3 separate regions of the Homo sapiens genome follow, and all the other regions are linked to region 3. Evidence: chromatin contacts called from ENCODE Hi-C or POLR2A ChIA-PET data. All regions are on one chromosome and are shown on one strand. Each heading gives the region's core, a stretch centred on a gene start or an enhancer-like site at or near the end of the contact. The rest is flanking DNA. Distances are from core to core; before and after follow the strand shown.

The links. A loop is a pair of places that touch in the nucleus more often than their neighbours do. ChIA-PET counts read pairs that join two places held with the same protein, here RNA polymerase II (POLR2A). Pooled maps may share reads with other maps.
Region 1: a loop to region 3 is called in a map of Calu3, with 3 times the contacts of the local background. The contact joins two enhancer-like sites. A Hi-C loop is called at or near these places in 2 of 168 maps with a recorded cell type or tissue (Calu3 and cardiac septum) and 1 of 50 pooled maps. POLR2A ChIA-PET finds 5 or more read pairs at or near these places in 2 of 52 experiments (K562 and activated CD4-positive, alpha-beta T cell).
Region 2: a loop to region 3 is called in a pooled map, with 2.6 times the contacts of the local background. The contact joins two enhancer-like sites. A Hi-C loop is called at or near these places in 2 of 50 pooled maps. POLR2A ChIA-PET finds 5 or more read pairs at or near these places in 2 of 52 experiments (WTC11 and activated CD4-positive, alpha-beta T cell).

What each region holds. Positions count from the first base shown.
Region 1 is chr10:78,407,676-78,410,375 of GRCh38, forward strand. No RefSeq gene overlaps it. Among named protein-coding and RNA genes, the nearest start is that of LINC00595, 140 kb to the left of the region's middle. RefSeq lists enhancers at 1-312, 1,125-1,936. Within about 2 kb of position 1,421, at least 21 of the 41 ENCODE cell types and tissues checked have a DNase peak (open chromatin) inside an H3K27ac peak, as active enhancers do.
Region 2 is chr10:78,542,389-78,545,175 of GRCh38, forward strand. No RefSeq gene overlaps it. Among named protein-coding and RNA genes, the nearest start is that of LINC00595, 280 kb to the left of the region's middle. RefSeq lists an enhancer at 1,174-1,675. Within about 2 kb of position 1,448, at least 15 of the 41 ENCODE cell types and tissues checked have a DNase peak (open chromatin) inside an H3K27ac peak, as active enhancers do.
Region 3 is chr10:78,044,397-78,047,102 of GRCh38, forward strand. It overlaps a transcript of RPS24 not described here. Among named protein-coding and RNA genes, the nearest start is that of RPS24, 12 kb to the left of the region's middle. Within about 2 kb of position 1,260, at least 2 of the 41 ENCODE cell types and tissues checked have a DNase peak (open chromatin) inside an H3K27ac peak, as active enhancers do.

The DNA.
Region 1 (2,700 bases), core at 171-2,670, 360 kb after region 3:
CCCCCTTCCTGTGGATGTGAGGTTGGGGCACCCCTGGGCACTCCTTCCTGTGGATGTCAAGACAGTGCACCCCTGGGTACCTCTGCCTGTGGGTGTGAAGCTGGTGCACCCCTGGGTCCTCCCCGTGTACTCTGAGGCACTGGGATCCTGGTTTCAAGGCTTGCTCAGTCATCTCTGGTGGTGTAGGTCTTTGTGTTCAGTTTTATAAGTGGAGAAAACTGAAGATGATTCTGTTTACCTTACCCACCCCCTCACTTACCTCACCTAGCTCAGGGGCTGGGTATGGGGTGGTCTCAGCCCAGGACAACCTTTTAAATATTAAACATGGTACCATGCGATGTTTGTCATACTTATGACCTGGAGAAATCAAATGCGATTACTCAGCCATCTCAAATGGGGCAATGTGTATGCTAACAGCTACCCCTCCCGAGGGCATTTCACACATGCTACCTCCTGAGCTTCACTGAGACCATCTACAGGCAACAAAACGGATACACAGAAAGATGGGTGGCTGGGCTCACTGTGGCCTGCAGAGGAAATATGAGCTTGACGTCATCCCCAGCTGGTTCTGTATCTGAACACCGAGCACGAGGAAGTGATGGTGGCCAGGCCGGTCTGTACCTGGGCTCCTGCGCTCTGCCGCAGCCCAGTCAGTGTGGTTGGTGCCTGGTATCATTCCTATGTAACAGAGACAGACCAGAGAGGGAAATAAACTTGCCCAGGGCTGTGCAGCTGCTCAGTGGCATAACCAGGACTGGAACTCATGTCCTCTTCGTCACTCTCAGGTGCTCATCCCACTCATCTCAGCAAATCACATAAAGCTCTCGGTGGCCTTAACACCAGGTCAGGAGGACTAGAAGGGGTTGGCCACGAGACAAGGAGGAAGTCATTGAGGGGTGAAGCTGGAGACCAGCCTTGAGTCCTGGCTTGTTACTGGTGTGACCTTGAGCAATTTGCCCTCCTTCTCTGAGCCTCCATTTCCTTGGGTGTTGCCCAGGGATGCTGATCTGTGGCCAGCTTCCCACAAGCAGTTGCTCTGAGGACAAAGACGTGGGATGGGAGCTGGCTCTGTGGACAGGCAGGGGCAGCTCCCCCCTGCTCCCCTGCCATGGAGCTCCCTTGTCCTGGGTGAGTCTTGGCCAATGCCCCAGAGCCCTGCACAGTCCCAAGCTACTGTGGGAAGGCAGGGAGCTGGCTTGTGCCTCCCCAGTGTCGACACATCCGTTCTCAGGGGCTCTGAGATGGCCTCTCTTGGCCTGGACGTGCCACAAACAGTGCCCTCTCCCCTGCCTGTGTGTGTTTTGGGGCTGGCTGGCAGGCTCAGGAAAGCAGCCTGGCCTTATCAGAAGCCCTGGGTCTCCAGTTTCTGGGAACTGTCTCCGCTCTGTGGCTTTCTTTCCCAGGTGCTGGTGCCAAGCAGGCTCAGTCTGAGCGTCTGGCGGGGTTCCAGGCATTCTGTGTCAAGCACTTCTCAGCAGCAGGAAGACCAACTTCATGGAGGCCTGAAGGGACCCAGCAAATGACCTCTGTCTGCATGGCCCTGGCTTAAAAACAGGAGCATGGTTGTTAGCGCCCCCTAATCCACACAGGGGACCAACTCCTCCTAGTTGTGTGGGCTGGGCTGGGAACTCACACCAATGCCTGTTAGCCGCCTCTAGGGAGGGGACCTGCATGGAAGTGTCATCCTTTAGGAGGCATGACCAGGTGCACCGTCTCCATTCATGCTGCACAGGGATGGAGGCTCGGCGCAGAGACCTTGCTGGCCTGTGTTCTACAACTCCCATCACCCAAGAGAGTCACTCCACATCCCTGCGAGATGGGGATCTTGACTGTCAGTTAAGATTGAGACAATGGAGGTGCTATGAGGTTGAGAACTTCTCAGTCAATCAGCCATGTGTGGCTGAGCCAGGTTTGAAGCCAGGCAGTTGGGGTCCAGAGCCCAGTTCCCACCTTAACAGCACAGGAGGGGGTCCTAGGTCTTCTGGTCCCACAGCAACCTCCATGCCCCTGCCCCCTCCACTCCCTGACTCCCTAGGAGTGCAATGCATCTTACTGAGGTGGAGCTGGCTCAGCTCAGTGTAGGTGCTACATGTATAGATGCCAGGTGGGTTTATGTTAGCTAGGGTGCCCACAAATAGGGTCCAGGTACCAGGGGCAGGGTGTCTCAGAAGAGTTGGCAGGGATATAAGGGACTATGTGATAAGGAACGAGGGCCCTGTATACTACCCAGCTTGAGGTCTTTGTGGGGGACAGGGTCTCAGCCCTCTGTTCTGGTCCCTTGTGTGGATGAGCAGTGTTATCTGTAGATACCTGGAGCCCAGAAGGTGGGAGAGGTGGCAGTCCTCGGTGCCTATCCACTGTCCTCTCCTGGCAGACTCCCCTCCTGGCAGAGCCTCTCTCCAATGCCCGTGACTACTCAATCATCCTCTTTCTCTTGCTTGAAAATTTGATGGGACAACTCTGCATGGCTTTCTTGGCTCTCCACACTGCCCCCCTAGCCGAGGTCCTCACTGCTCTTTCCATGCTCCAGGCTGATCTTCTCCATCTCAGTCCCTGCCTTCCCTCCTCTGTGCCTTGGTCCCAGAAGCTTCCCCAGTCAGGCCACGTTGGAGCCCATCTTTAAGGAGGAGACCTCTCCCCTACCCTGGGCTCCTTCAGCATCCTAGGCCACTGGGTGTGAAGTGACCGAAGGGAGTACCA
Region 2 (2,787 bases), core at 198-2,697, 500 kb after region 3:
ATCGATGCTGTTTTTCACCTCATCTCTGCCTTGAATGCCCTTCCCTTCCCAAATAACATCTATTCCTGCTTCAGAATTAATCTTCCCCCTCCTGTCTGTTATCTGGGAAGCTGTCCATTAGCCACCCTGAGCTGAATTATAGTCTCCTTTTCTTGCTTCCACAGCAGTGAGATGGTGGTGCTGAGCCCTGAACGCTGTCTGCTTCCTAGAAGTCCCTGGCAGCGTCCCCACCCCCACGGAACCCCCTCACCCATGTTCAGGAAAGCTGCCTTGTGAAGCTGGTCATGTGGGATGTCACCTCAGGAGGGAGGAGTGGCCTGCCCAGCACAGCCCGCAGCAGCTCAGGCAAACACAGTGCACCTCACTTGTCTGCATCACCATGGCCCCTAGGAGTGAGCACGAGCTTCCACAACCTTTGCTGACAAACAGGGGTTCCGCCCAACACAGCCATGATGCCTCAACATCCGGAGAGACCCTGCCTTGTATCAGCACAAGACTCCTGGGTTTAATGATGCTTGACCCTAGCTTCTTTCAAGACTTTGGTCTTCATTTGTGCATCTGCAGGGAGCAGGGAGCATGGAGGGAACAGCAAGGGCTGGGAGTGGGTACCAAGTCAAATTCCAGCACCACAACAGGGAGCCTCGTCTTCAGCCAGTTCATTCAACTCAGGGGGCTTCAGCGTCCTCACTGGTCCAGTACAGGCAACATTCCCCCTGGCCTGCTGTGGGGTAACAGGAAAAAACATGGGGTGCCGCCAATGACATTGGGAGATGTATCTGGGGGTGAGGTTCTGGAGAGCTTCAAGCCCTGGGGGATTTGGGTCTTGAAGGCACACTGTGGACCTGGAGCAGCACTAGCCCTGCATGGCACCAGGACCCTGCCCCTCACCATGAACCAGAACCCTCTCCCTGGGAGATGAGTTCTCACCAGCCAGGGCTGCGGGGTTGGGGGCAGAAAGCAGGAGCAGCCCCTAACAGCTCAGTAGACGACAGCTTCTGGGAGCCTTTTTCACCAGGATCTGAGGCCTGTTTACATGGGTCCCCCCTGTGGTCTCTGCTGCTTAATATGCCTTTTGAAAATGATGCTCAGTGGGATGGTGTGTGCACATTTGTAATTCCAAAGAGCCGGCTGGTTTTTCACAATCTGTGCCTGCTAATTTCTCAGTCACAGGAAGGGAAATAGCAAAAAGTCCCCAATACTCCTTGTTGAGTGGATTCCCTAATAGCATTACGTAGTGCTTCCTATTTACAAAGCACTTTTATTTCTCTCAATGAGAAAGGCAGACCTACTGCTATAAGCCCAGGGGGAACCCGGCATCCACAGAGGAGAAATGACTCGTCCAAGGTGGCACAGTGGCAGTGAGAAAGAAGGGCAGGCACAGCTGCACCCCGTTTCTCCTGCCAGCTAAGTGCATGCCCCTTCATAGCAACCTCTGGCATAGACAGAAGGAGAGATGAAGCAAGAAGTTCCCAGAATGAAGGCTGTTTCCCCTAAGAGGTGGGCGTCCTGCCACAAGAAATGGCTCATCGGGAAACACTGAGTGAAAACCCACATTCAGAGCAAGGCTTCCCAGTAACTGAGATCCAGCCTGAGGTTTCCAGGAGCTGAGCCTCAGATGGAATGAGGGCGGGCTCAGAGCTCAGCCAACCCTTTGAAACTGAGCCTGCGGGTGAAGTCAGGTCAATACATTCACAGGCGTTTCAGGCCCTATCGACGTCTGGGGTGGGAAACCCACCCGAAAGCTGTTGAAATACAGGGGCCAGCACTGGTTCTGCAGAACAGTGGCTCTTTGAGTGGAAGGTGTTCGAGAATTAAGTTTCCCCAGTGTTCCCAGGGCTCAGACTTTAAGCCAAGGGGGGCTGGGGCCCCCAGTGCCTGATGGAGCCGCTGATAGGTCCCTGCTGGCTAAAAGTGATGACATTGGCAAGAAACTGATCTTTCTGGGGAGCAGAAACTCAAGAGCACTCAAGTGAAGAACACAAGGCAAGTTGTGTTACCTGCCACAAAGCCCCAGCTTTCAGGACCAGGGGAGGGGTAGATGGGGACCACTTGGTATTGGGTATCAGGAGACCCAGACCAGACCCTGAAGGAGGAAACGGCTGAAGCGAGACCTCTTATCTTGTCTTGCCTCCTCCTTCGGCATATAATCGGAACGTGCTTAGGCCAGAGGCAAGAAAGCATGTAATCCACTACCTCCCTCTGTGTCATAGACAGGAAAATTGAGATCCTGTGGCATCAGGAGCCTTGTTCTTGGGTAACAGAGTGTCAGACATGGGACTAGGAAGCAGGCCTCCAGATTCCCCGTCCACTGCTGGTCTGGACTTGGAAAACAAACAAAACTCAAAGCCTCCAGCCCTTTGTCACCATGCAGCAGGCCACAGCCACAGCACACCTCCATCTGGCCTCCTCCATATATTTTTCGTGAGCCCACAGAGTGCTGTTCCCTGCTGTAAGCTGATGCTTGCACACAAATGTCTGGCCAAAGCAGTTTTTGTTTAAAAGCTAAGTCAGTTTGTACAAAAGCACACCCTGCCTGGCATGGCTCCCTTAGCACATTCCCACTGCTAGTCAATGCCTGGTTGAATTGTGAAGACCAAGGACATGCAATGTAGGTGTCACCTGTGCACTACTGGAGATAACCCCGGGGCGGGGCAGCTGCTGACCTGGGCTCCAGAATCTCAGGTGCAAAATGCAGCTTAGATCCAACAGGGCTGAGATAGACACAAAGAGATGCAACCCTGAAGCATGGTGGTATTTTAACAAACATGCTGTACACTGGATGGCTTA
Region 3 (2,706 bases), core at 10-2,509:
GAATCAACAAGATGGAAGGCCCTACATGACTGATGCCTTTGAGCAGAGTTTTGCACAATGCATTTCTGGTGGGAGATACTCCATTTCAAAAATAGTCTTCAGGTTGGCTGCTAGAGCACAGAAGTATGACACCTGACTCATTTGTGCTGGCAGAGAGGCTCTCCTGGGTTTTAGAGCTTTGTGAACACACCTCCATACATTAATCCAACTGTCCTTCCCCATCCACTCACCCTTGAACTTCCCGCATGCCAGATGTTGAGGGGAGGCAGAAATGAGACCTGCCTCCCAGTGCCCACAGTCTGGATGAGAGGGTACAGGTGAGGTCCTGGTAAGAAACGAAGCTGGAGAGGTCAGCGGAGAATAAATCAGGGAGGATCTTGTATGCCAAGCTAAGGATTTCACTTGTTCAGTGTTTTGGTTAAAGAAAATAAAACGTTGGAGAATTAGATGTTCTGCAGTGGATTGTGTGTTCTTTTCACATGCCGAGTTCCTCCACACAGGAAATACTTTGGCAACGCTCTGGCTGCTCATCATGCATATTGGAGAGGGAATTTATGTAGAAGGTTATGGGTCGATGAGATGGCATCCAAGTATTTATCGTATTTTTTTGAGATGGAGTTTCACTCTTGTTGCCCCGGCTGGAGTGCAATGGCACGACCTCAGCTCACTGCAACCTCCGCCTCCTGGGTTCAAGCAATTCTCTGCCTCAGCTTCCCGAGTAGCTGGGATTACAGGCATGTGCCACCATACCTGGCTAATTTTGTATTTTGTAGTAGAGACGGAGTTTTTCCATGTTGGTCAGGCTGGTCTTGAACTCCTGACCTCAGGTGATCTGCCCACCCCGCCTCCCAAAGTGCTGGGATTACCGTCGTGAGGCACCGCGCCTGGCCCCAAGTATTAATAACTCGGAAAAAGGGACCAGATCAGGAATCAGGAGTCACAGTTCCTGATCTCCACTCAGCTTACAATCAGCTGGGGCCATGGATGGGCAAAAGACTTCCCTTTTCTGGGCTTCTATTTCCCTCCCTGTGTCTGTCTGCTATCCGGGCTAGATGAGTAATTCCGAAACCTGGCAGGTGGGGGCTTTCTTTTTTTCTTTTTGTGAGATGGAGTGTTGCTTTGTCACCCAGGCTGGGGTGCAGTGGCACTGTTTTGGCTCACTGCAACCTCTGCCTCCTGAGTTCAAGCGATTCTCCTGCCTCAGTCTTCTGAGTAGCTGGAACTACAGGCGCCTGCCACCATGCTTGGGTAATTTTTTGTATTTTTAGTAGAGATGGGGTTTCACCATGTTGGCCAGGCTGGGGGCTTGTTAAAAATACAAATGCTGGCTGGGTGTGGTGGCTTATACCTGTAATCCCGGCACTTTGGGAGGCTGAGGCGGGTGGATCACTTGACGTCAGGAGTTCGAGACCAGCCTGGCCAACATGGTGAAACATCTCTACTAAAAATACAAAAATTAGCTGGGCGTGGTGGTGCGTGCCTGTAATCTCAATTACTCAGGAGGTGGAGGCACGAGAATTGCTTGAACCCAGGAGGCGGAGGTTGCAGTGAGCCGAGACCATGCCACTGCACTCCAGCCTGGGTGACAGAGCGAGGCTCTGTCTCAAAAACAACAAATGCCCAGCCTCTTGCCCCAGTTTTCAGAGTTAGTAGATCTGGGTAGCGCCCAAGCACCTGATGTTTTAATAGCTTCCCAGGTGAGGCTGCTTCAGGAAACTGGACTGAAGCTTCCCAGGTGAGCTCAGGCTTGGGAAGCTGGACTGAAGTTTCTCTAAGATCCGTTCTGCCTCTGAGAATTCTGTCTCTAATGGGAATACTGTCTCTGCCCTCAAGAAGCTGGCAGATGAACAGTAATACTATTGCTAATTAATGACCACAGAATAGCTAACATTTATTGTTTACCATGTGCCAGGTACTGAGCTAAGTCTTGCACAAATTATCTCATTTACCTTTTTTTTTTTTTTTTTTTGAGAATGAGTCTCGCTCTGTCACCCAGGCTGGAGCTCTGGATTGCACCAGTGGCGCAATCTCAGCTCACTGCAACCTCCACCTTCTGGGTTCAAGTGATTCTCCTGCCTCAGCCTCCATAGTAGCTGGGATTACAGGTGTGTACCACCACACCTGGCTAATTTTTGTATAGTAGAGACAGGGTTTCTCCATGTTGGCCAGGCTGGTCTTGAACTCCAGACCTCAGGTGACCCACCTGCCTCAGCCTCCCAAAGTGCTGGGATTACAGGCATGATCCACTGCACCTGGCCTCATTTACCTGCACTCGGAGGGAAGTACTATTACCCCCATTTTATAGATGAGGAAATTGAGGCTCAAAGAGGTTAAGGAACTTGGTTAAAGTTACACAACTATGGCATCCTATGATAAGCCTGGGGGCATTTGTGGAACATCTTGCCAAGGAGCTAGAAATGGTCCTGAGCCTTAAATGGGTGGAGGTGATTAGCTGAGGCAGCGATTCTCCAGGTGTGGTCCTGGACAGCAGCAGCAGTGTCACCAGGGAACTTGCTAGAAATTCAATTTCTTGGGCTCCACCCTAGAATTACTGAATCAGAAGCTGTGGGTGGGGCCAGGTAACCTGTTTTTTTTTTTGAGTTGCCCAGGCTGGAGTGCAGTGGCGTGATCTTGCTTCACTGCAACCTCCGCCTCCTGGGTGCGATTCTCCACCTCAGCTTCCTGAGTAGCTGGGACTACTGGTGC